2 separate regions of the Homo sapiens genome follow, and region 1 is linked to region 2. The links are chromatin loops, found by intact Hi-C in ENCODE. Cell type or tissue: spleen. All regions are shown on one strand. Each heading gives the region's core, and the rest is flanking DNA. Links, peaks and the distances in the headings are about the cores only. Region 1 holds the start of LINC01537 (long intergenic non-protein coding RNA 1537). Region 2 has its middle 49 kb from the start of CLPB.

Region 1 (15,430 bases), core at 3,962-11,961, 83 kb after region 2:
AAATATTTCAGTGATCAATATCAATATCCAATTGTGATTGGATCCCAATATTACTGGCTAAAAGTGGAGTTGGAGGAAGGATAATGTCTATATTAAAGCTTCTGGGATTTTTTTCCTTTATATCCTTTTTTCTTATATATATATGATATAGAAATAGAAACAGAATTTACCTGTGGTAACAAGTTGATCAATTATTTGGTGCAAATATTTTAAGAGACATTTTGATTACTCAGTAGTAAATCCAAAATCTTATTCTGATATGAAGGAGTTCTAAGCAATGAGATGCTAATTTGTTCTGCATTAAAGTGTAAATGTTGACTGAGAGGCATATGCTAAACTAGAGAGACAGAGGGAAACTAGTTTTCCATCTCACCAGGCATCAGATAAGAAGGTGGAATGCCCTGACTCCAGGTAGGGACACATTCTTGGTGATAGATCAGGAGCTGGAGAAAGAGACTTCCACCAGGGACCCTTCTCTTCCAAGGAAGTATGTTAAGTTTAAACCCTAAAGACAATAATATAGTGGCTAATTTAAAATGTTTTCCCTATCTCTACATTATGATTTCTTTCCTGTTATCCCAGGATTTTAGTAGAATTTTGTAGAACTTTCTTACCATGCTTTGGGAATTATGGGAAATACACTTATCTATACTTGATGAAGTTAGATTGAGGAAAGGCAAAATCATCACAGATTCAAGAAATACTATTTGCAAACCACACTGAAAAAGACATGCTATGAATCTCAAACAGAATAAATACAAAGAAAACCACATCTAAGCACATTGTGATAAAACTTCTGCAGACCAAAAATAAAGATAAATTATTCAAAGCAGCCAGAGAAAAACATGTATTACTTTCAAAGGAGAAATAATAAGACTGATGGCTGACTTTTCATCAGAAACAATAGAAGTCCAGGGGCTGGGCGCAGTGGCTCACACCTATAATCCCAGCAATTTGGGAGGCTGAGGCGGGTGGATCACAAGGTCAGGAGATCGAGACCATCCTGGCTAACACACGGTGAAACCCCGTCTCTATGAAAAATACAAAAAAATTAACTGGGCGTGGTGGTGGGCACCTGTAGTCCCAGCTACTCGGGAGGCTGAGGCAGGAGAATGGCGTGAACCCAGGAGGCAGAGCTTGCAGTGAGCGAGATCACGCAACTGCACTCCAGCCTGGGCAACAGAGCGAGACTCTGTCTCAAAAAAAAAAAAAAAAAAAAAAAAAGCAACAATAGAAGTCCAAAGAGAATAGAATGTTATCTTCAAAGGGCTAAGAGAAATACTTCCTAACCTAGAATTCAATAGCAGCAAAAATATCCTTCAAGAATAAAGAAGAAATATTTTTTTATTTTTTATTTTAATTAAAAATACAGGATGCATGCCTGCCTCTTTCTCCCAATCTCTTGAGAAAACACCCAGTTGGAAGGGGAGAGGACCTTGCCTTCAGGGCAGGAGGTAGGCTCCGTTGCAAAGACATTTAATAACAGAAATAGTAGAATTCACCAGCAGCAGGCCTGCACTAAAGGAAATACTAAAAGGGTATTTTTCATGTCAAAAGGAATGATCACCCCAGATGGAAGCTTGAAGATGTGCATTAACAATAGAAATGAAGAAATAAATTCTAATATATTCATACAATGGTATATTCAAAACATATACAAGAGTTTCCTAGGAACATTGTTCCCAACAGCCAGAAGCTTCATATCCAAATGTCTATTCACATTCAAACATGGAGTACTCTATAGCAGTACAAATTAATGAAATAGACATGCACTCCCATCCAAAATAGACTAATAAAGACTAAATTTACCCTCCTGTCTAAAATAACAAACAAAAAAGGGGCAAAAATCTATGAAATGAAGGTTTTCAAGGCATTGCATATCAGGCAATGACTTTGACTCCTAAGAAGAAGGAAACAGATGTGGTGAGCCCCACAATGCTCCACTTATTGCCTGGAGAGAGTTTCCATGCCACAGGCTAGGCGGGGGAACCGAGGGGAAGCCCAGAAGCCTCCCTGAGTTGAGGCGATGGAGTTAGGAGGCTGAGGAGGGCTTCTAAGCTGGAACACCCAGGGCAGGGTGCCAGAGAGCAAAAGTTGCCTAGAGAGAGAATTGGAGAGAGAATTTGGAGATTTTCATAGGGCCTCCTTCAGTCTTCAGTTGAGTTTGGATGACTGGGTGCGTTTAAATCCTGACTCAGCCACTTTCAGTCAATGAATATACCTGTTTGGACCACCTACTATGTCCCATACTCTGAGTAGGGATGTAGGAAACCAGAGCTGAGGCAGATCTGTTCCTGCCCTTAAGGGGCTCCCAGTCTACCTGGGAAGAGAATCTACCTGCCCCTAATAGGCACACGCTACCCAGGTGGTCTAAGCTGAGAGCCAGATAAATGGTTCAGAGGCAGGTGGGAAGAGAAAAGAGGATCGGCTGCTCTAACCCGCACCAGGCAGGTACAGGGGCACAGTGATTCATGGGAGATAAACCAGGGGCTGGTCTGTAAGGTGAGCCCAGCGTGGGGCCTGAGGCTGGACCAGAAACTGCCATTCCTGTGACAGGGCAGAGAACCTGGGCCAGGAAATGAGAGCTGGTACAGCATTCATTTTGTAAGAATTCCCATCAGCAAAAGGCTAGACGTTAAGTACATAATTTTTTTTTTTTTTTTTTTTTTTTTTTTGAGAGGGAGTCTTACTCTGTCACCCAGGCTGGAGTGCAGCGGCGTGATCTTGGCTCACTGCAAGCTCCGCCTCCCAGGTTCACGCCATTCTCCTGCCTCAGCCTCCCGAGTAGCTGGGACTACAGGTGCCCATCACCACACCCGGCTAATTTATTTGTATTTTTTAAATTTAAATTTTAATTTTTTTATTTTTTTGAGACAGAGTCTCACTCTGTTGCCCAGGCTGCAGTGCAGTGGCACCATCTCTGCTCACTGCAAGCTCCACCTCCCGGGTTCATGCCATTCTCCTGCCTCAGCCTCCTGAGTAGCTGGGACTACAGGCGCCGGCCACCACGCCCGGTTAGTTTTTTGTATTTTTCATAGAGACGGCGTTTCACCGTGTTAGCCAGGATGGTCTCGATCTCCTGACCTCGTGATCCACCCACCTCGGCCTCCCAAAGTTCTGGGATTACAGGCGTGAGCCACCGCACCCGGCCATTTTTTTTGTATTTTTAGTAGCGACAGGGTTTCACCGTGTTAGCCAGGATGGTCTCCATCTCTTGACCTCGTGATCCGCCCACCTCGGCCTCCGAAAGTGCTGAGATTACAGGCGTGAGTCACCGTGCCTGGCTTAAGTACATAATTTCTTTTGAGGAGAAGAGAGGAATGGCAGGGGAGGAGGGGGATGAAAAGGAATCCACCAATAAACCATGAGCAGGAGCTTGGAAGGACCAGTGATGGTTCCACGCTGTGAACTCAAGAGCAGGATTAGCTCAGCCCTCTGCACCAGCTCTCCCTTCGATCTTTGAGTGATCTTAGAATTTCCTACTCCTTCTAGGTCTCAGTTTCCTCATCTGACCCTGAAGGTGCTCTTTAAGCTCTATTTGCTCTGAAGGAGGGTTCACCAGCTGAACTTCTGGGCCTCAGTTTCCCTTGCCTACAAAGGGGATAATAATTCCTGACCGTCCTTGGGAGAGCCTTCCATTTAAGAGATTGTTCTTCAGCCACTGCCGAGAGGAGATGAGAAAGCCTCTGGCTGCAGATGCTGCAGGTACCTTCACCTCAACATGCCCTCCCAGACTGAGGGCTGCCCTCTCCACCTGGCCTCAGGAGCTGTTACAGGGTAGTAACTGGGTATAGGCTTCAGGCCAAAGATGGACTTTGGAGTTTGGGGACGGACAGGCGGTGGCTCCTAGGAGCTCTACACTTTGGAGTTTGAATCCAGGCTCCACCACTTCCTAGCTGGGTGGCCCTAGGCTCTTCAAGCTTCCTTTTCCACATCTGTATAAGGAGATTGCCAGTAATAAATGAAATAAACACAGGAAAGCACCCAAAATAGGCTTAGCTGATAGCCTGGCTCAGCCCAGGTTGAGGCCCCCTCCCTCCCTCCTGCCCACACTTGAGGCTTCACCATCGTGACCCTGGCTCAGGACACCTGCAATGATGCCTATGTGGGCTGTGGGAGGCCTGGAAGCACTCATGCTGAGGAACTCACCAGACCTATCCCCTCTCTGCCCTTCCCCTCCCAACCACACAACATTCCATCCCATCCACCCTGCTCCACCCCAGCTTACAAGCCCAGTCCTGGCCAACATCAACTTGTCCAACGCCCTGAACTGAGAGCTGAGCCAGGCCTTGTGGATAGGCAGAGGCTCCCGAGAGCTCTACATGAGGCACTTTCCCTTCAAGGCCCTGCATTTCTACCTGACCTGAGCCCCGCCACTGCTGCAGTGCAGAGGGATTGCTGTGGGCACCCTGGGAGGCAGTATTCCTAGGGATGGACAGCCTCCACTTTGAGCTTGGGAGGATAGGGGCCTCTGTCCAACAGGGCCTGTTCACCTCCAGCTGCCTCCAGGGGGTAGTCCTCAGTTTTGGAAATGCTGCATTTTTCTCCCTGCAGACCTGCTTCGGAGCTTCCATCCATGCCGGTCAGGCTTCCCAAGAGGTGCTACTTCCCCCCGTAAGGTTTTGTGGCTGCCAGCCTCTCCTGTGATGGGGCAGGTGTGCAGCCTAGTAACTCTTCAGAGCACCAAGCAGAATTGCAACCATCTCAACTGTGCCTGCCTGTCAGGTGAGCTCTCCTCAAGGTCTGCGCAAGCAGCCCGGCTCCCTCATTCATTCTCCATTCATTCACCCATCTATTCACTCATCATTGCATTGACTCACCCAATCCAGTCACTCTTTAACGTCTTGATTCATTCACTCAGTCATTCTGGCATGCACTCATTCATTCAATGGCCCATCCATTGCATTCACCAATTCACTTACTAATTCAATCATTAGCTCATTTCTTCTTTAACAGTTATTCATCTGCCCATTCATCCATTCACAGACTCCTTCATTCACTAAGTAAGCATTTAGCAAGGCTTTCTAAGGGCCAGGAATCAGATACTCTCTGAAAGGCTCTGCTTCCGGAGACAAATGCGTTCTCAAACAAGAACAATTAAGGAACTCAGAGGAGGCTGACTGGGGGCAGGTGTGCTTCTTGTTCCTATGATATTTGTTCCCCAGGCCTCAGGTGCAGAGGGCTGAGCTAATCCTACTCCTGAGTTCACAGCGTGGAACCATCATTGGCCCATACAGGGTCCTGCTCATGGTTTATTTACGGATTCCTTTTCATCTTCGTTCTTCCCTGCCATTCTTCTCTTCTCCTCAAAAGAATTTATGTACTTAATGTGAGCCTTTTGCCAATGGGAGTTCTTATAAATTGAATGCTGTTATTCTGAAGCCCAATATTTTAGTTTAGGTAAATTGTAGTGTATGATAGATCTCATTCTCTTTCTCTCTTTCTTCACTCAGCTGTATGTTTTTAGGATTCATGCTGCTATAGGTATGTCTATACATTATTTCTACCTGCTAAGTAGTACCCTGTAGTGTGCATACACCCTATTTTGCCCATCAACATGCTGTACATTCCGCCGGCATCTTCATTCCTGTGCCCTTTGAGCCTGTGGGAGGATTTCCCTGGGCTATATACCCAGGAGTGGCACTGCTGGTCTAGGGAATCTGGACACTTTGACGGAGTACTGCCATGTTGCTGTCCAGAAGCACAGCATCAGTCTACATTCCCATGGCCACTGTGTGAAAGTGTCCATTTCCCGGATCCCTGTCAACAATCGACATCATCTGGCTCTTTGAGTTCTGCCGCTGTAACAGGTGTAAAATATCTTCTTGTTTTCATTTCTGCTTCTCTGATAATCAAATAGTTTGAGCATCTCTTCCATAAATTGCTTATTCTGGGCTTTTCCTATTGGGGTTACTGTCCTCTTCTTGCTGGCTTGTGGGGATTTCTCATCTATTCCAGATATTAGCCTCTTGTCAATTTTAAACATTGCAAATAACATCTCTCCTTCTAGCGGCTCTCTATTAACCTTACCTTGACATCTGTCACTGAACAGAAATCCACAATTTCAATTTAATTGAATTCACAAATTGTTTTTCTTATGGTTTGTCTTCCATGCACACAAAGATGCTCTGTGTTTTCTTCTGTTGACCTGACACTCCTACCTTTCATGTTTAGTCTATAATCTGCCTGGCATCCACCTGTGTGTGTGATGGTAAGCAGGGATCCAGTCTTCTATTTCTGCATATTATGAGTGAGTTTTCCCAACAATCCATCCTTTCCCCTAGAAGTGGGAGTCCCATCTTTACTGGGTAGTATTGTAAAGTTCCTAGTTGTACATATGCTCCCCTCTGAGCTCTCTACTCTGTCCCATTAACGCTCTTGTCTCTCTGGCACCAATATCACCTTTTTTTCCTACTCTTGTGATGGATTACAATGTCACTTTTGGCTGGGTGCAGTGGCTCACACCTGTGATCCCAACACTTTGGGAGCCCGAGGCGGGAGGACCACTTGAGCCCAGGTGTTTGAGATCAGCCTGGACAACAGTGAGACCTCGTCTCTATTTTTTTTAAACTATAGTATCACTTAAAAATCATATTCTTTTTACTTTCACTTTTCAAATTTAACTTGCTGTTCACAGATTTTTATTTTTTCATGTATACTTAATAGGAGTTTATTGTGTTGCTCAAGAAACCAGCAGGAATTTGTATAGGGATTGTATTAAATATCTAAATTACTTTTAGTAAGGGAGGAGACCATCCCTTATATTGTCTTATGCCCAATTTCTGCCTCCAAAGAAAGAAGAAGTAAAAACTAAAAGGCAGAAATGAAATCCACAAGCAGACAGCCTGGCGCTACACCCGAGGCCTGGTTAAAGATCGACCCCCTGACCTAACCAGTTATGTTATCTATAAATTCCAGACATTGTATGGAAAAGCACTGTGAAAAATCCCGGTCCTGTTGTGTTCCATTGTGATTACCAGTGCATGCAGCCCCCAGTCACGTACCCCCTGCTTGCTCAATCGATCACGACCCTCTTATGTGGACCCCCTTAGAGTTGTAAGCCCTTAAAAGGGACAGGAATTGCTCACTCGGGAGCTCAGATTTTTGGAGACGTGAGTCTTGCCGAAGCTCCTGGCCGAATAAAGCCCCTCCTTCTCTAACTCGGTGTCTGAGGGTTTTTGTCTGCGGTTTGTCCTGCTACATTAAGAGAATTAACTTGTAGTAATATCAAGTCATTTCATCCAGAGCATGGAATCCTTCATTATTCAAATAATCTCCTTTTCTTATCAGATGTCTAGATATTGTCCCAAAGATAGCATTTTTATTCTTAGCTAGATTAATTTCTAAGATGTTTTATCATTTTTATTGCTTTTGTGAGTGGCATACTATTTTTGAGTTACATTTTCCAATTGGTTCTGGTTGTTGTAGAGAAATAGCATTAATTTTCATCTTATTTCCAGAAATACTGATAAACTCTCCTATTAGTTCTAATGGTTTGTCTGTTGATTCTATTTGCTTCTAGATAGACAATTGTATCATCTGTGAAAAAAGACACTCTAATCAGTTCCCTTCCAAAATGTACACCTATTTCTTTTCCTTTCATTAAAGCATTGGCCGGGACCTCTAGTACTAGGTGCAACAGGATTGGTGATAATGGGCATCCCTGTCTTATTTCTATTCACAGAGGAAATACATCAAAATTCCTCCATTGACTAAAATCTTAATTGGAGAGTTTTGGAATATTACCTCTTCCAAGTTAATTTCCCATATAATCCCAGTTCATTGAATTATTTTAAATCACAAATAGGTATCAATTTCATCAAATACTCTTTTCTACATCAATTGAAATAATCCTATAATTTTCTCCATAAGTCTATTAATATTGTGAATTATATGGATAGGTTTTCTGAGTGGAAACCATCCTTGCATCCCTTAGAAAAAAATTTCTATCTGATTATGATGCATTTTAAAATATTCATTTGCATCTGGTTAGCTAGCATTTTGAATATAGGATTTTTGCATCTAAACTCCTAGATGAAACTGAACTAATCTTGCATTATCTTATTTTGCGTTATCTGGTTTGAAAATCAAGAACAGGTTAACATCATAAAATGAACTGGGGAGTTTGCTTTGTTTTCTGGAATAACTTATATAAACCAGACACTTCCCAAAGTTTTAAAGTTTAGTGAACTTATCTGTAAAGCTATCTGGAAAATGAGTTTCTTTGAGAGGAGGTTTTTAACTGCCATTTCATTCCTTTAACATACATTGACCTATTCAAATTCTATATCGTGTGAATTTTATATTTTTCTAGAAATGTATCCATTTCATCCAAGTTTTTAAATTGTAATTTTTTTTTTTTTTTTTGAGATGGAGTCTCGCTCTGTCACCCAGGCTGGAGTGCAGTGGCCCGATCTCAGCTCACTGCAAGCTCCGCCTCCTGGGTTCACGCCATTCTCCTGCCTCAGCCTCCTGAGTAGCTGGGACTACAGGCGCCTGCCACCATGCCCGGCTAATTTTTTGTATTTTTAGTAGAGACGGGGTTTCACCATGTTAGCCAGGATGGTCTCGATCTCCTGACCTTGTGATCTGCCCGCCTCGGCCTCCCAAAGTGCTGGGATTACAGGCGTGAGCCACCACACCCAGCCTTTTAAATTGTAATTTTTAATGATACTCTTTTTTTATGTTTTTAACCCCTCTGGTATCTGTAAATATTGTCTGTCTTTTGTTCTATACTTAGTATGTCTACATCTTTCTTTTTTTATGATCAGTCTTATCAGAGGTCAGTCTTACTAATCTTTTAAAAGAACCAGCTTTTGGTTTGGGGAATCTCTAATTGCTGTTGTTGATGTTCTCTGGGTTATTTATTTCTGACCCATTTTAATTTTCCTCTTTTTGCTCTTTTGCTGTCTTTTGTCCAGCCTCTTAAGTTGAATGCTTAGTTCATTTTTAGTGTTCTGTTTCCCAATAAATGAATTTAAAGATATACATTTCACCAAGTACTGTTTTGGCTATTCCATAAATGTTGATACTGTATGTAGTGGAGATTTGTTTTTACAGTCTAGTTCTAAGTATTTCATCATTTCCTTTATAGTTTTCTTTTTAACCCAAGAGTAGTTTAATAACATACTACATCACTTCCAGATATATGGACATTTTAACCATTCTTTTGTGATTAATGTCTATTAATATCTATGTTTATTATATTATGGTCAGAAAACATTATGTCATGTTGATCCTTTGGGGCCTTTAGGCTTCTGTGGGGTCTCATAGTTCAGTGGTACCCAACCATTTTGGCACCAGGGATTGGTTTTGTGGAAGACAATTTTTCCACGGACGAGGAGTGGGGGATGGTTTCAGGATGATTCAAGTGCATTACATTTATTGTGCACTTTATTTCTATTATTATTACATTGTAATATATAATGAAATAATTACACAACTCACCAGAATGTAGAATCAGTGGGAGCCCTGAGCTTGTTTTCCTGCAACTAGACAGTTCCATCTAGGGGTGATGGGAGACAGTGACAGATCATCAGGCATTAGCTTCTCATAAGGAGTGTGCAACTTAGATCCCTCGCATGCCCAGTTCGCAATAGGGTTTGCGTTCCTATGAGAATCTAATGCCGCTGTTGATCCGACAGGAGATGGAGCTCAGGCGGTAATATTAGCGAGCAATGGAGAGAGGCTGTAAATACAGATGAAGCTTCGTTTGCTCGCCTGCCACTCACCTCCTGCTGTATGGCCTGGTTTCTAACAGGCCAGGGACTGGGACTGGTCCATGGCCTGGGGGTTGCGGATCCCTGTAACAGATGGTCAATTTTTCAAATACTCTGTATGTGCAGAAAATTGTATATTCTCTGTTGCATGTAGGGGATGTGTATATACAGTCTTTGACTGTCCCATCTTTATCCATTCCAACCAGCAGTGAATACTGTTAGGAACTCTGATGATAACCTGGTTCATTCTCCTTTTTAGGTGACCTGCATTTTCTCTCTGGAAGTTTTTGGAATTTTCTCTTTGCATTGGTAGTGTTAAATTTATGAAATAATGCATCTGGTTGGAAGTTTGTCCTTATCTCCCATGATTGACACTCTCAGATCCCTTTAAATTTTAGGTCTTTCAATTTTTTAATATAGTATATTTATGTCCACTGTTTCTATAAATATTTCCTCCAATTTGTTTATCCTTTCATCTGGGATATCTATTGCCTGGATGTTGGCATTTCTACTTCTATCCTCCACATCTCTTATATTTTATTTTCTCGTATACCTTCTATTTCTTGATCCCTTTCCAACCGCCTTTATCAAGAGTTTGTCCAGCTGATCCTCAAAGTTCACTATTTCTCTCTTCAGTTGAATCCTCCCTGCTCTTCTCATCTGTCCCCTTCTTTATTCCAACTATAATCTTTTCATCCCTGATACTTCTACTTGGCTCTTTTTTTGTTTGTTTTTTTGTTTTGTATTTTTGAAGACAGGATCTTGTTCTGTTACCAAAGCTGGAGTGCAGTGGCACAATCATGGCTCACTGCAGTCTCGACCTCCTGGGCTCAAGCGATCCTCCCACCTCAACCTACCGAGGAGCTGGGACTATACAGGTGTATACTACCACACCCAGCCAATTTGGGTATTTTTTTTTTGGAGAGACAGGGCCTTGCTATGTTGCCCAGGCTGGTCTCAAATGGTTCTTTTTGAATGATTTCTTGTTCTTACTTCATGTTGCTAATATCTTCCCTTATCTCTTTAGGGAAATTTAAAGCATTTATTTTACATTCTGGACCCATCTGTTAAAGTCTGCCTGATTTGTCTGTGTTGTTTGGTTTTCTTTCTTTTCTCTCTCTCTTTTTTTTTTTTTTTTAGACAGTCTCACTCTGTCGCCTAGGCTGGAGTGCAGTGGCACCATCTCTGCTCACTGCAAGCTCCGCCTCCTGGGTTCACGCCATTCTCCCGCCTCAGCCTCCTGAGTAGCTGGGACTACAGGCGCCCGCCACCACACCCGGCTAATTTTTTTTTGTATTTTTAGTAGAGACGGGGTTTCACCGTGTTAGCCAGGGTGGTCTCGATCTCCTGACCTCGTGATCCGCCCACCTCGGCCTCCCAAAGTGCTGGGATTACAGGAGTGAGCCACAGTGCCTGACCTGTTTTCTTTCTTTTAGTTGTATTCTTTTGACCTGTGGACCAATGTTTCCCTCAGGGCAGCATGACTCGGATTGGTAATATGTGCTGGGGATGAGCTGAAGGCAGCATCCTAATCTGTGCTGGGTCCTGACCAAGGCGAGGACAAGATGTGAGGCCCAGGCACCCCACAGCCACAGCTGGACACTCCCTTCTGCTGGAGCCTCCTCTGACTGGAATATCTAGAAAAGAAGCAGCCCTAGGCATCTCCCTGGATTGTGAGCCACCCATCCTAGGGACTGGGGAGAGAAAGTGCTAGGATGATGCCCACGGGGACCTGGCTGGCCCCTCCTCACTGAATCAACTCACATCAGGAGTTTGTGCACAGGTGAAATGGGAGGCAGTGACTGTCCAAGCACTCCTCTCCAACCCAGTTCTCACTTTTATCTCTCCCTGCTCCCAGCGCACCCCAGGCTGCCGTGGAAAAATTAAGTGAGAAACTGAGAATGATAGTGAGAGAAATCTGTCACAGCTGACTGCATCTTCCTTCTAACCTCACAAGCACATCGTCTGCTCATTCCTGGGCACAGGCCAAGCCAACTATGGGAGGAATTTAGTTTATAGTTTAATTTTAAAACAAAAATGAGGCTGGGTGCGGTGGCTGACACCTGTAATCCCAGCACTTTGGGAGGCCGAGGCAGGCAGATCATGAGGTCAGGAGATTGAGACCACCCTGGCTAACACGGTGAAACCCCATCTCTGCTAAAAATACAAAAAATTAGCTGGGCATGGTGACGGGCACCTGTAGTCCCAGCTACTCAGGAGGCTGAGGCAGGAGAATGGCATGAACCCGGGAGACAGAGCTTGCAGTGAGCCGAGATCGTGCCACTGCACTCCAGCCTGGGCGACAGAGCAAGACTCCGTCTCAAACAACAACAACAACAACAACAAATGATGATAGCCTCTTCCTGAAACTAACCCCCTTTTTGCAAGGGGACCAAAACTGCCTTTATAAAACTTTATAAAACTAACAAATTGTCCATAAGTTTAGAATTATGGCTTAGAAGTTATGAAGCCAAAGGTCACAAGATTTGTAACCTCCCCAATTGCTCCTATAGATAACACCACTATTGTAAAACCTAAGACCGGTATTTGAGATATTTTTCAGACCTTGCATTCTGAGGAACCAGATGTTACCACCCAGACCAGTAACCTAAGTCAGGAAACTGACTCAACCAGTCCTGTGACCCCCACCCAGGAACTGACTCAGTGCAAGAAGACAGCTTCAACTCCCTGTGATTTATTCTTCAACATTCCCCATTTCCTAGTCCCCTGCCCACCAAACTATACTTAATAAACCCTACCCTCCAAATTCTCAGGACGGCAGATTTGAGAAACATCTCCTGTCCTTGGCTGGCCCTGTGATTATTAAACTCTTTCTTTGCTGCAGCACCTGCTGTTCTCAGTGCATTAGTCTTTCTGGGCAGCAGGCAAGAAGAACTTGTTGGGCTATAACACTGTTGTCTTTTCCTAGAATCCTATGCATCCCAATCAGTTCTGTAGTTCTCCCAGGGGTGATTTAGGGATTGAGAGTGGCAGCCATCTTGGCAGGATGTTGCCACACCTCCCATTCTCACATCTGACCCACCAGTCCCCAAACTTGATGTTGTGCTTTGTTTCCTGTATGGACTGATCTTGGTATTCCCTCAGAGAAAAATCTGGCTGTGCCGTCTATCAGACTTCATTCCCACACAGCTGCCCAGACACAGGGCAGCCTTCCTCTCAGAACATCTTCTGTATCCTGAAAGCCTCCAGTGGGTTCATCCTTCAAGTTAATGGACAGGAAAACTAAGACCAGTGAGGAATCCCAACACTCATCCTGCCAGGATAGAAAGGAAAGCCCAGAGGCATTGCAAAGAGTGCTGAAGAGCAGGGATTCGCTGTATGGGGACAACTCTTGCTTTGTGTTTCAGGACAGGGAACCCAGGAGTGCAAACCTCAGTCAGGTAAGAGGCCTGCCCTGACATCCTTGATCCTCCCACACCACCCATGCTGCCTCCTCCCCTGATTTCCCATGCCCCTTCCTTCATTCCTGCCCCAACCCTGATTCTCCCTTCTCTCCCCAGGTGCAGTCCAGAGCCTGTCTTGAGCATAATGGCTGCTCTGCTCTGCCCCCGACCCTCACCACCTCCAGCGGGGTTCATCATCCCAGTTTATGGACAGAAAAACTAAGACTAGAGGGGGAGGGCTTAGCTCCTGCTCGGAGGAGACCTTCAACTCCTTCACCTGCCTGGACTTGGCACCCTCCCAAGAGACTGCAACCAAGGTTATGAAAATAGCATCTACTCACCATCCTTCCTCAGCACACCCCCAACCAATCCACCCCTCAGTCCCACCCCTGTCTCAAGGAGACTGAGCCCCGAGAAGCACAGCCTCCTGCACCTCCTCACCTCCCAGCCTGCCTTCCTGGTCTATCTGCAATGTCCTCAAGTCCTTTCCCGTCCTCCTCATCCAAACTCCAAGACCTGCCTCACCTCACCCTCCTCCAGGAAGCCCCCTTCATGGTCTGGGTTCACTCCCTGTCATGACGTCCGCCCTCACCAGCACAGCACCAAGCCTTGCAATGCTCTCTAGTAGTTATTTCCTGCACAGAGAAGGGGTGAGGGAAGCATCATTTCTGCCTATCCCTGTTCACACGCAAGGCTGGCTCTGCCTTCCCAGGGACCGTTCTGCAGAGGGAGACCGCTCATCAGGCAGGTACCACCTCCAGGGATCTCACTAAGGTAGAACTGATGGGCCTCAGTTCTGTTCAGAGAACAGCTATACAGGCTGGAGGCCTCCAAGAAACAGTTTCCATTTTCCCTGAGGAGTCTGTATGGATGTGTACTGTACAGGGTATAGGCTGTATGGAGTCTGCAGGTAAACATGCCTGTGTGTCAAAGAATGAGTCTGTATGGGTGTGTACTGTACAGGGTATATGCTGTATGGAGTCTGCAGGTAAACATGCCTGTGTGTCAAAGAATGAGCATGTGTGTGTGTGCATGTGTCAGCATGAGAATGCCTCTGTGTTTGTGAGTGTGAGAGGGTCATATAGGTGCAGCATTCTGTTGATGGAGAGTCAAACTCTGTAAAAAAAAATTTTTTTTTTCTTTAGATGGAGTCTCACTCTGTCACCCAGGCTGGAGTGCAGTGGCGCGATCTCGGCTCACTGCAACCTCCGCCTCCCGGGTTCAAGCAATCCTCCCTGCCTCAGCCTCCCAAGTAGCTGGGATTATAGGCACCTGCCACCACGGTCGACTAATTTTTGTATTTTTTAGTAGAGACTGGGTTTTCGTCATGTTGGTCAGGCTGGTCTTGAACTCCTGACCTCATGTGATCCACCCACCTCCGCCTCCCAAAGTGTTGGGATTACAAGCGTGAGCCACTGCACCCAGCCTGTAAAATATTTTAAGAGATTTATTCTGAGCCAAATATGAGTGACCGTGGCCTGTGACACAGCCCTCAGGAGGTCCTGAGAACATGTGCCCAAGGTGGTCGGGATACATCTTGGTTTTATGTATTTTAGGAAGGTATGAGACATCAATCAAATACATATAAGAAATACATTGATTTGGTTCAGAAAGGCAGAACAACTCAAAGCGGGGGGCTTCCAGGCTATAGGTAAATTTAAACATTTTCTGGTTGACAATTGTTTGAGTTTGTCTAAAGACCTGGGATCCATAGAAAGGAATGTTCAGTTTAAAGATAAAGGATTATAGAGACCAAGTTTTATTGTGCAGAGGAAGCTCTCAGATAGCAGACTTCAGACAGAGCAAGTTGTAAATTGTCTCTTATCGGACTTAAAAGGGTGCCTGGCTCTTACTTAGTTGATTATCTCCTGGATCTGGAAAGAAAGGAAGGAAAACAAAGGCGGAAGGGGAATCTCTATAGAATGTGGATTTTTCCCACAAGAGACTTTGCAGGGCAATTTCAAGGTATGGCACGGAAATATATTTTGGGGTTAAATATTTTTTTCCTTGTCTCATAATGTTATGCCAGAGTCAGATTGAAAAGTAAATCACAACATATAGGGTCAAATAAAACCCATCTGATGAGAATGTATGGTTTGTAGGGCATGACTTCCTAGACCTCTTAGGTAGGAATCTGGGTAAGACAGAATATCAGACTTAGTCCTCAATTCCTAATGCAAAGTTCTGAGATCCAAAATGCTCCAAAATCTAAAACATTTTTTAGCACCGACATAATGCCACAAGTGGAAAATTCCACACTTGCTTCAATGTGCACAAACTTTGTTTCATGCATAAAATTATTCAAAA
Region 2 (15,430 bases), core at 3,174-11,173:
AGTGATCAGGTGGACAAGATGACTGGATGTGCAGATGTCAGTTGGCCTCCTTCCCCAGCCCCTCCAGTTGTTGCTCAATGGACCAGGTACAAAGTGTCAAGATGGAAGAGATGGAAGCTGCACACAAGCTTAACAACATCTATATCCTCTCACCAAAGCTTATTTGGCTACCACCACTAGTGAGTGCCCAGCTGCCAACTGCAGAAGCCAAGGATGAGTCCCCAGTATGGCACCATTCCCCAGAGAAACTAGCCAGGAATCTCTGGTGGTAACTGATTTAATAGGAACCCTTCCTTCATTGAGGACAGAAAGTGCTCTCATGGGAATAGATATGTTTCCAGAGTTTTTTTCCTTGTTCCTAATGCTTCTACCAGAACCATGTCATTTTTTTTTTTTTTTTTTGAGACAGGGTTTTGCTCTATCACCCAGGCTAGAGTGAAATGTTGTAATCATAGCTCACTGTAGCTTCCAATATGAGCCCTCCTGGCCTCAAGATATTCTCCCACCTTAGCCTCCAGAGTAGCGGGGACTACAGGCACATGCCACAATGCCTGGCTAACTTTTTAAATTTTTTATAGAGACAGGATCTTGCTGTGTTGCCCAGGCTGGTTCAAACTCCTTTCTTTTCATGGTTAGTGGTCAGAATGAGTAGAGACTAGCATTGAAGCTGGAAAAGCTGGAAAGCACGTGTGGATTGCCTCAAGCAATCCTCCTGCCTAGGCCTCTCACAGCCGTGGGATTACAGGCAGGAGCCACTGTACCCAGCCAAGAATGTCATCTTTACCAACATGGTATCCCATACATCTGACCAAGAGGCTAATTTTATAGTGGAAGAGGTGTGGCAACAGGCTCATACCATGAGATTTATGTTAACCTTAGGATATATGTTATCACCCAGAAACAGCTGGCTTGAGAGAATCACCTATGAAGGTCATGGTTACTGAGAGAATGACCTGCTGAAGGTCAGTTATGGTGCCAGCAGAAATACAGCACCCTAACAAATGGAAGAGCAGTACATTCTTTACATCAGCAACCAATATATGACATTATTTTCTCTACAGCAGGGACACACAAGCATAGAAAGGAGGAGGGTGGAGTAAGAGAGGCCCCTCTCATGAATGCATCTAATAATCCAGTTAAAGAATATTTGCTTCTTGTCCCCACTGTCTTATTCCTTGCAGGTTTAGAAGCCTTAGTTGCTAAGGGAGAAAATGCTTCCAATAGGGAACATAGTTGCAGACTCGTTAAGTTGGAAGCTAAGACTGCTCAGTTGCCATTTTGTTTTCCTCATGCCGCTGAGCCAATAGGCAGAGATGTGGGTTACTCTATCGGCTGGGATAACTAATTCTAATTATTAAGGGGAAAGTGAATTACTGGATGTTTTAGAACAACATAATTCCTAGAAACATTAAGGAGAAACTCTAATTTTTAGTCATCTTCAGTATATCAATTATTTTATTTTAAACTTTTTTTTGTGTGTGTGGAGACTGCGTCTTGCCATCTTGCCCAGGCTGGTCTCAAACTCCTGGCCTCAAGCTATCCTCCTGCTTCAGCCTCCCAAAGTGCTAAAATTACAGGCATGGACCACCATACCTGGCCCAGTTATTTTATTTTAAGTATGACTTGACAATCTAGGGACATGTGGTTTAACATGAAATGTGAGAAGTTGGAATTCTTTTCTAACCTTTGGTCTGGGGAAGGACCTTGAAAGGTTAGTCTAGCCTAGGGATAAAAGCAGAAAACTCAACCTTTTTATGGGTTACATGGGAAAGGTATCAGGGGAGTGGACAGGCTCAGTTTATGATCACTCTCTGAAATGACGAAGACTTCTCAAATAAAAGAAGTTCAAAAATGGAGTCACAGCTGGGCTTGGTGGCTCACGCCTCTAATTCCAATAACTGAAGAGGCTGAAGGAGGGCGGGTTGCTTGAGGCCCGGAGATTGAGGCCAGTTTGGGCAACATAGCAAAACCCCACCTCGCTTAAATCTCTCTTAAAAAAAAATTCCAGCCACTTAGCCAGGCTTGATGGTGCGTGCCTGTAGTTCCAGCTACTCAGAAGTCTGAGGTGGGAGGATTGCTTGAGCCCAGGAGTTCAAGGCTACCGTGAACCATGATCGGACCACTGCACTCCAGTCTGGGTGACAGAGCAAGACCCCGACTCTAAAAATAACAAAATAAAAATTTAAAAATGGAGTCAGATCAAGGAGAACTCAAAGACAGCAAAGAGGCTTACTACAGATACTCACTCTTATCCTGCTGGCCCTGTCGACCATTCTCAGGTTCTGCCGTGCTCCAGATTCTGGCAGAATTAGGTCAGACGGCGGTGGAATATAGGACTGCAGACTTAAAGATGATAATAACATTCCATCGTTTAATAAAAATAGCTCCATGCTGGAAGAAATGGAAAACACGCACCATTGAGAAATTTTCTGTTGGAACTTACCTAAGATGGAAGGTGTCCAGGATGCAGACGTAAATGCAAGTCTGGAGTTCTGGACCCTACACTGGTGGTTGATGGTCGTTAGCACAGAAATAAGGCAACAACAATGAAGTTAGTGCTCAGGCCTCACTTTCACGGTCTTATGTGAAGTCTTTGTTCAACTACTAGATGACATCAATTTTAGACATGACAGATCACCTTTTGACTCCAATTTGGTGGCTAATAGTACAGGTAATATTTACTACCTCTGGACCCTCATCCTACTGACAGCTACTCCTTCATATTTTATAAAACAAGAAGACCCTGGAGTGGAGCTATGATGAGGGTCTGTTAGAGATGGTGGATTATAAATAAGAATCACAATTTTTCAGCCAGGCACGGTGGCTCACACCTGTAATCCCAGCACTTTGAGAGGCTGAAGTGGGTGGATCCTTTGAGCTCCGGATTTAAGACCAGCCTGGGCAACATGGCAAAACCCGTTGCTACCAAAAATACAAAAATTAGCTGGGCGTGGTGGCACGCCTGTGGTCTCAGCTACATGGGACACTGAGGCAGGAGGATTGATTGAGCCCGGGAGGTTGAGGCTGCAGTGAGCTGAGATCACACCACTGCACTCCAGCCTGGGCAACAGAGCAAGACCCTGTCTCAAATTAAAAAAACAAAAAAGAGAGAGAGAAACTGAAAGCAAACAAAAAATTTAAAACTGAATGTGAAAGGGCAGAGGGGAAACAAACAAACCAAACCAAAATAAACAATTCAACGATTTCCACAGAACAGCTCTAGTGGCCTGTACTGGGTATACAGTGCCAGGGTTATTAGCAGGACTGTAAGAGAATTCCTCCAAATTTTACAAAACTTTCAGTTTAAAGCTTTCTCTTATTATTTGACAAGAGCTCTTCAACTTCTCACTACAGGGCAGTGTTACATCATTTATAGAGGCTGTTGCACCAAGTTTCATTACCATGGGAGAGGCAATGCAATTTTGGCCAATTTTCCTTGTATTTTTTTCCCTCAACAAATAGCTACTCATACACACCATATTTTAATAGAAAGCCTCAGTCCTTGTCATCAGAACCTTCTTAGAAGTTTCTATTAGAGATATGCTTTTGGCCCACGTGAAGATGAAGTGCTGATTCCAAGCTCTAAGGTGTTTCAGAATGTCACCCTTAAAAACAATAATAATGTTAACTTTGAAAAAATAAAGCCAGTAATTTCTACTGCTTCTCAGTTCAAGTGAGTCTGGGTCTGCTGATGTCCTGGAATAGGGAGCAGGGCACCGGCACAGAGCCATGAGGCAATTTAGCAGTCCAGTAAAGCTCCCAACCTCTGCTATGCAGAAAGGCCAGAAGGATCTGTTGGGCACCAGGCAGAACGAGTTATGAAAACTACTGCCACGTTGGGGGACACATCAGAGGGCCAGGAGAATGGGCAGACCTGGTTCCGGGCAGAAGGCTGTGGCTGCTGCAGAAATTGGGGCAAGAGATGAGGGTGCCTGAACTCAGCAGGTGGCCATGGTGATGGAGGCAGGCTTGGGAACTGGTGCTCTCTATGAGGTGCTCTAGGAGGTAGAGAGTGGAAGCTGGGCAGACTGAGAGGGGTGGTCAGAAAACAGATTGATGGGCCTTGAGATTTCAAAGGTGGAGTAATTTCAAGTTCTGATTAGATTGTAGAATACGTCCATGGAAGTTTGTTCTAAAATTTCTCTGGAAAATATAGGAGCATTCCATACACAGAAAAACAAAAACTTAAGGTGTGATTCCAGGGGAACTTTGAGCTTTCGAAAGGAACTTTTGTAGGCTTGCAAAATTCCTATCGGGCCTTACTGGAAACAGGATGGTCAGGTAAATAGGCCAGCAGAGGAAAGATGCCACCTCACATCTGGAGCAAATGATTCCCACCAGATCCTGGTAGCTTCACCAAGAGTAAGTACACCAGTCAACCTGTGAGTAGAACACATATTTTGCAAAGCCATGTTGGGTGGAGAATGTCACAAAAAATAGCGTTTCCAGAGCCAGAGATACTTTCAGGGGTGGAGAAAGACAAGCACAGAGGGTTCCCCTAATGGCCAGAGGACCGCCAGGCCCAGATAGGAAAGGTCTTTCTCACATAAGGAGCAGCACCCGGGGTGCCAAGGTCATTCAGAGCTGAGGACTTGCAGCCCTAAGCACAAAGGCCTACAGGTGGAGGAACTGAGTTGTTCATCAGGCTTGACAGCTGCAGCAGTTTGAGACTTTCTTGGGTTGGAATTTCCAGTGGAGAGGAAAGGAACTAAAAGATAATATCCTTGGAATCTTTGGAGTGTCACAGGAATTCCCGGTGGTGAGAGTGGATTTCATATGAGAATGTAGAGGAGTGGGCCCGAAAGTCCCTCTGTCTGGTTTGTTTTTGATTTTTTTATTATTATTATTATAGAGACAGGGTTTCACTATGTTGCCTAGGCTGGTCTTGAACTCCTGACCTCAAGTAATTCCCCTTCCTTGGCTTCCCAAAGTGCTGTGATTACAGGTGTGAGCCACCAGGCCAGGCCTGGTTTATTGTCAGAAGGGTGGAGCTGGAAAGGTCTCATATGTCCATGTTCTGAGACATTTCTTCCCTTCACAGACACAAGAGAAGGCCTTGTGCTCCTGGTTCTCCTGCCTGATCTCCTGGTCTTGTTGCTTCCCACTAAGTGGAGCCCTTAACCTGCTTTCTGACTGCACATTTTCTATAGCGTAGAGCAGATATTAAAGGAAGGGTAAGGATCTGACTGCTTCCCAAGTTTGTTATAGCAAATACTAGGAAGCACGAGAAGTGGAATCTTTTCCTTGGTTCACAGTTACTGCTTTTTTTCTGCAAGGAAATCCAAAGGATCTCCTAATTGAATTCTAAGATTGTGTGACCTATTTCGAGATTTTTTTTTTTTTTTTTTTTTTTTGAGATGGAGTCTCGCTCTGTCGCCCAGGCTAGAGTGCAGTGGCACGATCTGGCTCACTGCAAGCTCCGCCTCCCGGGTGCAGGCCATTCTCCTGCATCAGCCTCCCAAGTAGCTGAGACTACAGGCACCCGCCACCATGCCTGCCTAATTTTTTTGTATTTTTTAGTAGAGACGGGGTTTCACCGTGTTAGCCAGGATGGTCTCGATCTCCTAACCTCATGATCCACCCACCTCGGCCTCCCAAAGTGCTGGGATTACAGGTGTAAGCCACTGCATCCTGCCCCCCTCCTTTTTTTTTTTTTTTGTGACAGAGTCTTATTCTGTCACCCAGGCTGGATAGCAGTGGCACAAACATGGTTCACAGCATCTTTGACCTCCTGGGCTCAGGTGATCCTCTCGCCTCAGCCTTTTGAGTAGGTGGACTACAGGTGTGTGCCAACATGCCTGGCTAATTAAAAAAATTTTTTTTTTGGAGATAGGGTCTCTATGCTGCCCAGGCTGGTCTCGACCTCCTGGGCTCAAGGAGTCTTCCTGCCTTGGCCTCCCAAAGTGCTGGGGTTACAGGTGTGAGCCACTGCGCCAGGCCTACTTTGAGAATTTCTAGTTAACATGACTTGTATTCTGTGTTTAAGTCCTTCAGTGTGATTAATAACCACGTACACTGTCAGCAATAGTTTAAATATATGTATTGTGATCATAAATGTTGTAAGTTGAAGAAATAAATGATCTGTAATAATGTTTCCCCTTCCTTGACTTGAGAGAATTCCATAGGCTGTGCTAGCTCCTGGCTAGGATTGTCCTCAGACCTACCTGATCCTTGAACTGGACACAGTAGTGATAGCTCATGTGACAGGTTTTTCACAGCTTTTCTTGATGCAGTGAATGCCCAGGTTAGACTGTCTAGACCAGGTTATTTTGACCTTGGCACTTTGGCATTTTGGATTAGATAATTCTTTTTTTTTTTTCCTTTTTGTGGAGAACAGGGTCTCACTATATTGTTCAGGCAGGTCTTGAACTCCTGGGCTCAAGCTATCCTCCCGCCTCTGCCTCCCTAAGAGCTGGGATTATAGGCGTGAGCCACTGTGCCCAGTGGGACTGGATTATTCTTTATCGAGGGGCTGTCATGTGCATTGTAGGATATTTGGCAGCATCCTTGGTCTATCCCCACTAGACTGCAATAGCATTCCTCCTTCCAAGTTGTGACAACCAAAAATGTCTCCAGACATTGCCAGATGTCCCCTTTTTGGCAAAATCACCCCTACTTAAGAACCACTATTTTAGACAAATCCATCTTCCTTCCCCACTGGATATATAATTGATCACAAAGTCTGTTGAATCCACATTCTTGAATTATCTTTCAAATCCATTTCCTCTTCTCTGTCGCCAGTGTTCCCAGTTTTCCAAGGGAATGCACAAGGCTCTTCTTAAGGTTTGGACGGAGTCCAGGTTTGGAAGAGTAACCCTGGAGCAAGGTATTAGCCAAGGCTGGGATTACAGTAGCCCATGCTGGCCACTGGGTGGTGTCAGTACAGCACCAAACCTGGAACCAAGAGGCGCGCTCAGAGCCAGGACCCTGCATTGCCCTAGAAGCAGCCGGACATGACACCACCCAGGCTAAGTCAGTAACATTTGGCACCATCTATCTACAGAGTGCCTACTGTGCACTGGGCACTCCAGAAGGTGCTTTACCCATAATAATAAGAAGCATAGTTAACCGTTATTGAACATTTCCTCCATGCTAGACCCTGGGTTCTGTGCTTTGCGTGGATTATATTCTTGAATTCTCACAACAATCCTAAGAAATAGGCAAGGCATATTTTGCCGGGCGCTGTGGCTCATGCCCGTAATCCCAGCACTTTGGGAGGGTGAGGCGGGCGGATCACGAGGTCAGGAGATCGAGACCATCCTGGCTAACATAGTGAAACCCCATCTCTACTAAAAATACAAAAAAATTAGCCGGGCGTGGTGGCAGGTGCCTGTAGTCCCAGCTACTCGGGAGGCTGAGGCAGGAGAATGGCGTGAACCCGGGAGGCAGAGCTTGCAGTGAGCCAAGATTGCGCCACTGCACCCCCAGCCTGGGTGACAGAACGAGACTCCCTTTCAAAAAAAAAAAAAAGAAACAGGCAAGTTCATTTATTTATTATCTCATTTCACAGATAAGAAAACAGAGGTACAGAGAAGTTAAGAAACTGGAAAAAAATCATATTTAATTCTTTCAAAAACGTTCAATAAATTCATTTAACTATTGGACATCTACTGTGTGCCATGTACTCTTGTAGATATGAGGGGTTTTTTTTTGTTTGTTTGTTTTTTTGAGACTGAGTCTCACTCTGTCACCAGGCTGGAGTGCAGTGGCGTGGTCTCGGTTCACTGCAACCTCCGCCTCCCTGGTTCTAGCGATTCTCCTGCCTCAGCCTCCCGAGTAGCTGGGACTACAGGCGCAGCCACCACGCCCGGCTAATTTTTTGTATTTTTAGTAGAGATGGGGTTTCGCCATGTGAGCCAGGATGGTCTCGATCTTTTGACCTCGTGATCCACCTGCCTTAGCCTCCCAAAGTGGTGGGATTACAGGAGTGAGCCATCACGCCCGGCCACGAAGTGATATTTTTAACCCCATATTATATGAGAGGAAGTAGATCTCAGAACATGAGTGTTATAGTCCAGGTTTGCACAGCTTGCTGAGTCAGTATTTTAACTCAGGGCTATGTGTCTGATTCCAGCACCTCCCTCTGCACCCGTATTAGAACACATTGAGAAGGCTCCCCAAGCCATGCCTCCTGTTGGCCTATCTCTCGCTGATCTGCTCCACAGTGGAACCCTCACATGCATCTACATGTTTCAGACAAGGCTCTGGGCACCCAAAGATTAACAAGACAGACCCAGAGCTTGCTTTCATAGAGCCCACAGTTAGGGGGTGCTCAGGGAAGACAGCTGTTCAAACAACTCATTCCAGAAGTTGTTATGTACAATTGTGCTGACTGCTAGAAAGGAAAAGCACGGGACAGGAAGTTGTGAAATAGTTTCAGGGAAGCCATACTTGTGTAGGAAGTCAGGTCGAACTTCATGGGAAAGGGGAATTTAGGCTGAGAGTTCAAAATTGAATAGCAGTTGATTGAGCAGTGAGTCATGGAGGAACTGTCTATACTAGAAATGAAAAGGCTTTGAGGCTGGGAAAGAACTTGGCCCTAATGGTCAGAAGGGTGAAGGGCAGTGAGCAAGGGATAAATAATAAAAATCATAATTCATAGAGGTAAGTGCAACTAATGTTTCCACGTGTCTTATTCTAACCAATTCTGGTTAAGAATATGGGTTCTGGAGCCAGACAGGCTGGGTTTGAATCCTAGCTCCACCATATTGGTTGTATGGCACTGGGCAAGTTCCACCTTCTCTGTGTCTCTATTTCATCATCTGTAAAATGGGAGCAAAATTGTCCCTATCTTTTCAGGCTGCTGTGAGAATTAAATGAGTTAATATACGTAAAGCACTTAGTAAAGCACCTGGCACATGGTAAGTGCTATTTTTTATTACTACTCTTATACAGTTTGATACATAGAAATTTACATTCGATACATACAAATTTATATTCTACTCTCGTTGTTTTACAAGAAAGCATCTCCCCATGTGGTTAAAAACTTCTTTGTAAATGCACACTGTGTATGATTACATATGTTTGTAAGAGCATGGAGGAAAGCTAAATGCCTCTCAGAGTGGTAACGTGGTTACTTCAAAGAGAAGAGGGTGGGAGGACTTCATCCACTTTTTCTTTATGCAACTCTTTATTGCTCCTCTGGGAACAAAAAAAAAGAGAAAAAACCACCTAAAGAATAGAACAGAGAGCCCAGAAACAGACCCACACATATATTTATGTGTGGGATTCATGACAAAGGTTCCATTCCAATTTATCAGTTATTTAAATAAATGGGTTGATGGGATAACTAAGCTGAAAAATTGAACCTTGACTCCTTCCTCGCAACTACCAGAAATTAATTTAGAATGGATCGTAGACTTAAATGTGGAAGCTAAAATAAAGCAATCAAGCCTCTAGGAGAATATGGGTGGAAAAGAGTTCCTAGACAGAACATAAGATTGATAAATTGGATTTTACCAAAATTAAGAACTTCTGTTCACCAAAAGACACCATTAAGAGAGCAAAAAGGGGCCAGGTATGGTGGCTCACGCCTGTAATCCTAGCACTTTGGGAGGCTAAGGTGGGTAGATCACCTAAGGTCAAGAGTTCGAGACCACCCTGGCCAACATGGAGATACCCCATCTCTATTAAAAACACAAAAATTAGCCAGGCATGTGGTGCATGCCTGTAATCCCAGCTACTCGGGAGGCTGAGGTGGGAGAATTGCTTGAATCCAGGAGGTGGATGTTGCAGTGAGCTGAGATCATACCACTGCACTCCAGCCTGGGAAACAGTGAGTCTGTTTCAAAAAAAAAAAAAAAAAGCGAAAAGGCAACTCATAGACTGGGAGCAAATATTTGCAGTACATATATCTGACAAAGGAATCATACTAGATATTTAAATAATATGTATGAAATATCATATGTAATATTCACGACATCAGTAGGAATATATATAAATATAGCATACATGTGAAAAATTAAACAGCAATGAGAATAGTGAACTACTAACATGATACATGAAAAATATGGATGAATCTCAAAGACAATGTTAAATGAAAGAAGCCAGACATACAAAAAGTGTATATTATGTGATTCCATTTATATGACATTTTAAAATAGGATAAACTAATATATGGTGGTAGAGATCAGAATAGCAGTTACTGTTGGAGTGGGTACTGATTAGTAGGAGGCACAAGGATGTCTTTTGGGGTGCCAGAAATGTTCTGTATTTTTTTGGTGGAGGGTGATGGAGTTTTGCCCTTTTTGCCCAGGCTGGAGTGCAATGGTGCAATCTCGGCTCACTGCAACCTCTGCCTCCCGGGTTCAAGCAATTCTCCTGCCTCAGTCTCCTGAGTAGCCGGGACTACAGGCACACACCAACATGCCCAGCTAATTTTTGTATTTTTAGTAGAAATGGGTTTTCACCATGTTGGCCAGGCTGGTCTCAAACTCCTGGCCTCCCAAAGTGCTGGGATTACAGGCGTGAGTCACCAGGCTTTGCCAACGTTCTGCATCTTGATCTGGGTGATAGTTCCACAGGTGCACACATAAGTAAAACGTTATTAACCTTAGGATTTCTACACTTTGCTGATGTAAGTTGTATTTCAATAAAAAGCCTTTTTGTTTTGAGGCGGAGTCTCGCTCTGTCGCCTAGCCTGGAGTGCAGTGGTGCGATCTTGGCTCACTGCGAGATCTGCCTCCCGGGTTCACGCCATTCTCCTGCCTCAGCTTCCCAAGTAGCTCGGACTACAGGCGCCTGCCACCACGCCCAGCTAATTTTTTTTGTATTTTTAGTACAGACGGGGTTTTACTGTGTTAGCCAGGATGGTCTCGATCTCCTGACCTTGTGATCTGCCCACCTCGGCCTCCCAAAGTGGTGAGATTACAAGCGTGAGCCATTGCGCCCAGCCTAAAAAGTCTTTTTAAAGTCTTAGAAATAAAATTCAAAGGTGAATAATTTAGTGTAAATCATAATTAACCACACAAAGAAATAAGGTATCATGGGCAAGGACTAGTAGAAATGAAAACAGAGAGATTCAGAAGACAAAAAATCCAGTAATGGAATTATCAGAGTTTATATAATAACATGCTCCATAAGTATAAATAAACGACAGAAATGCTTGAGAAGCATGTGTAGGAAATGAGAAACTATAAAGAATTGCAAAGCAGACTTGAAAAAGAGAAAAATAGACTTTCTAGACATAAAGTCATAAAATAATTATAATTGAAAACTCAGTATATAGAACTCCCTTTTCCCTGAAGATGAAATAGGTGTACTTTTCCCTATTCTTCCTGCCAAGTACAGCTAAAGTCCCTGTACATTATATGTAAAATAAACATTAGACTTTGGAAGATGTGCAGAAGAAGGGAGACCAGATAGGGACTTTGGGACTGAAGGAGTGACACAGTAATGAGTTCTCTACATTTTCTTCCTGCCTCATATATCCCAGACTTGGAAGTGAAGAAGCGAGCAGTTTGCAAATGCCAACATGCACAGACAAGGAAAGGCCCAACAAAGGCTTGCTCTTTCCAGCCAGAAGACCAGGAAAGGAGAACGCAGAAAGACAGAAAACTTCTAAACAGTAACTGCTATACTCTAGCCAAACACCAAAGAAAAACTGTGATTCCTCCACCACCCATGTCTGCAAAGGCCAAGTGGGGAGTGTAGATTTACACTACTCGACACTAATGAAGCACCCCAACCCCTGCGGGGTAATGTCAGAGAAGACTGAGTAGGGAGCTGGGACTCTCATCCCTGCTAGATAGTAACAAGTTTCCCTCCCCACTGCAGTGTCAGTGAGGACCACGTTGGGAGTCATACCTGGCAGTCATGAGGAGCTCTTCTCCTTATGTGTCAATGGAGGCTGGGTGGAGAACTTGCACTTCTAGCCCTGACTGGTAATAATCAGGTGGTGCCACCCTGTTATCCCCTGCTGGAGTGGTTATTTAAAAAACAGCTAAAACAGATAATTTAAATACAATTCAGATTCTTATAACATAATATCTAAAATGTACAGGTTTAATAGAAAGCCACTTGCTGTACTATGTTAGTCTGCTCAGGCAGCCGTAACAAAATACTATAGACTGGATGGTATTTATTTATTTCTCAGAGTTCTGGAGGCTGAAAAGTCTCCAGATCAAGGTGCCAGCCCAATCAGTTCCTAGTGAGGGCTGTCTTCCTGGCTTTCAGACGACAGCCTTCTCACTCGGTCCTCATGTGGCCTTTCCTCTCTGCTCACAAGAGGAAACAGACAGCAAGTTCTCTGCTGTCTCTTGTTATAAGGGCACTAATCTCATCAGACAAAGGGCCCATCCTCATGACTACATCTAACCCTAATTATCTCCCAAAGGCCCCATTTTAAAATACCAGCACATTGGGGGTTAGGGGTTCAACATGTTAATTTGTAGGACTCAAACATTTAGTCCATGACACAAACCAAAAACCAGAAAGATCCTAAACTTAATCAAAATGGACAATGCATAGATGCCATCAGCAAGATGACAGAAATGTCAGAATTATCTGATAAAGATTTTAAAGCAGTATTGTAAAAATCACTTAATGAGAAATTATGAACACACTTGAAACAAATGAAAAAATGGACTGTCTAAGCAGACAGATAAAAGGGGAAGGAACAAATGGAAATTTTAAAATGGAAAAGTACAATGACTGAAATAAAAACACTCAGTGGATAGACTCAACAACAGAATAGAGGAGACAGAAAAAAAACCAGTGAACTGGAAAATAGAACATCAAAAATTGCCCAATTGTAACAACAGTGAGAAAATAGACTGAAAAAAACATTAACATGGCCTTAGAGACCTGTGAGACCCTAGCAAAAGATGGAACATTGCTGTCATACAGCCCCAGGAGAGGAGAAAGAGAGTGAGGCTAAAATGGTATTGAAGACATAATGGCTGAAAATTCCCCGAATTTGGCAAGAGACATAAACCTACAGAGTTAAAAAGCTGAGAAAAACCCACACAGGATAAATCTAAAGAAATCCACATCATGGCACATTAAAGCCAAATTTCTGAAAACTGAAGACAAAGAAAAAATCTTGCAAGGTACAGTGGCTCATGCCTGTAATCTCAGCACTTAGGGAGGCCAAGGTGGGAGGACGGCTTGAGACCAAGAGTTTGAGACCAGCCTGGGCAGCATAGCGAGACCCTGTCTCAATTTAAAAAAGAATATATATATAAAATATATATGTGTGTGTGTGTGTGTGTATGAATAAAAAAAGTAAAAACAATCTTGAAAGCAGCAAGAGAGAAATAACATCTTGTATATAGGGCAAAAATAATTCAAATGACTGCCAATTTCTCATCAGAAACAATGGAGGCCAGAAGAAAATGGCACAACCTTTTTCAAGTGCTGAAAGAAAAGAACTGTTGACCTAGAATCTTATATCCAGTGAAAATATCATTCAGGAATGAAGTAGAAATCAAGACATTTATGAACAAAGGAAAATAAAGGAAGCAAAGGAGAATTTGTTTCCCGTAGACCACTAAAAGAACAGTTAAAAGAAGTTCTCTAAACGTAAAGGAAACAATAAAAGAGGAAATCGTATAACATCAAAATGGAAGAATAAATGTGGTATGGGAAAATTTGGGCAAATAAATACAAACACTTATTCTCCTTTTGAATTTTCTAAAGTGTGTTAGATAGTTGCAGCGAAAATTGTAACACTGCCTGATACGGTCCTAAATGCAGAGAAAGGAAATTTTTAAGACAATTGTATCATAAATGGGGGATTAAATGAATTTAAAGGGAGGTAAGATTTCCAGTTTCATTCAAACTAGTGAATGATAACCTAGTAGACCGTGATAATGTACATATGTATAATATCTACAGCAATAACTTAAAAAGCCATACAAAGACATACAGTAAAAATACTACAGACAAATAAAAACAGAGCTCTAAAAAATGTTCAAGTAACACACAGGAAAGCAGGAAAAACAAAACAGAGAGAAAAAATAGAAAACAAGAAACAAAATAGCAGAATGAAGCCTTAACATACCAAGAAATGCATTAAATGTAAATGATTTAACTCACAAATCACCACTAAAGAACTTGTTCATGTAACCAAATACCACCTGTTCCCCAAAAACCTATGGAAATAAAAAAAATATTATTAAAAATAAATAAGTACATTTCACCAAAAATGTAAATGATTTAAATATAGCAATTAAAATACAGAAATTGGCAGACTAAATTAAGAAACATGACCTAACTATATGTTACCTACAAAAACTTCACTTCAAATATAAAACACAGGCAGGTTGAAAATGAAAGGATGGGAAAAAGAGATAGCATGAAAACACTTATCAAAAGAAAGTAGGAATAACTACTAATATCAGATAAAGATGACCTCAGAGCAAAGAAAATTACCAGAGACTGAGAGGAACGGGGTACCCTACAACACGGCTGATCAGTATTTTTCAATGCTCGCAAGATAATCAAAAAACAAAGACAGTCTGAGAAACTGTCACAGCCAACAGGAGCCTAAGAAGCTATGACAACTAAATGTATTGTGATATTCTGGGTGGGATCCTGAAACAGGAAAAGGTCATCAGGTAAAAATTACTGAAATCTGAATAAACTATGGACTTTAGTTCACAATCATGTATCAATATTGGTTCATTAATTGTGGCAAATGTATCATACTAACAAAGATGTTCATAATAAGACAACTTTTGTGCAGAGGACGTGTGGGAACTCTTTGTACTATCTGCTCAATTTTTCTGTAAATCAAAAACTGTTATATTTAAAAAAAAAGTATTTGGCTGGGCACAGGGGCTCACATCTGTAATCCCAGCACTTTGGGAGGCTGAGGCAGGCAAATCACTTGAGGTTGGGAGTTCGAGACCAGCCCGGCCAACATGGTGAAACCCAGTCTCTACTAAAAATACAAAAAATTAGCCAGGCGTGGTGGGGCATGCCTGTGATCCCAGCTACTTGGGAGGCTGAGGCACGAGAATCACTTGAACCCAGGAGGCGGAAGTTGCAGTGAGCCGAGATCTAGCCACTACACTCCAGCCTGGGCAACAGAGCAAGATTCTGTCAATAAATAAATAAATAATAAATAAGAATTAATTTTTTAAAAATAACAAGTGATCTCTTAGATATTAAGAAAAATGATGGCCAATATAAAAGTAATCAAAGTAGAAAATGCTGAAATACTGCCATTAGCTTATTAAGTTTAATGTTCACATACCTTCTGCTAAAGCAATTGTGATCCTAGATATTTTCTAGGATTCAGGTACTGGAATGTTATAGCAGCAAAACCCTGGAAATAAGCAAATGCCCATCAACAGGAGAATGGATAAATATGCCATTGTGATGTTTAATGTTATGTATTCTCCTGACTGGGCCATGGGGAGCCCAGATATTTGGTCAAATATTATTTTGAGTATTTCTATAAGGGTGTTTCTGGATGAGATTAGCA

Evidence for each region. A loop is a pair of places that touch in the nucleus more often than their neighbours do. Peaks named below come from ENCODE experiments on the same cell type or tissue, not always from the same donor. Only the 100,000 strongest peaks of a DNase experiment are listed, where the experiment ranks them.
Region 1: a loop joins it to region 2, with 3 times the contacts of the local background. A loop is called at or near these places in 92 of 110 quality-filtered maps.

What each region holds. Positions count from the first base shown.
Region 1 is chr11:72,557,788-72,573,217 of GRCh38, forward strand. It overlaps LINC01537 (long intergenic non-protein coding RNA 1537), which reads left to right and starts at 12,869. Exons shown (of 2, transcript NR_126364.1): 1 at 12,869-13,120; 2 at 13,241-15,430. RefSeq lists a silencer at 4,469-4,676. In spleen, for the core only: no CTCF peak of the experiment used is centred there; no DNase peak of the experiment used is centred there.
Region 2 is chr11:72,475,568-72,490,997 of GRCh38, forward strand. It overlaps the pseudogene ART2BP. Among named protein-coding and RNA genes, the nearest start is that of CLPB, 49 kb to the left of the region's middle. In spleen, for the core only: CTCF peaks have their summits at 6,850 (motif pointing right) and 7,054; a DNase peak (open chromatin) is centred at 6,894; H3K4me3 peaks cover 581 bases; H3K27ac peaks cover 1,324 bases.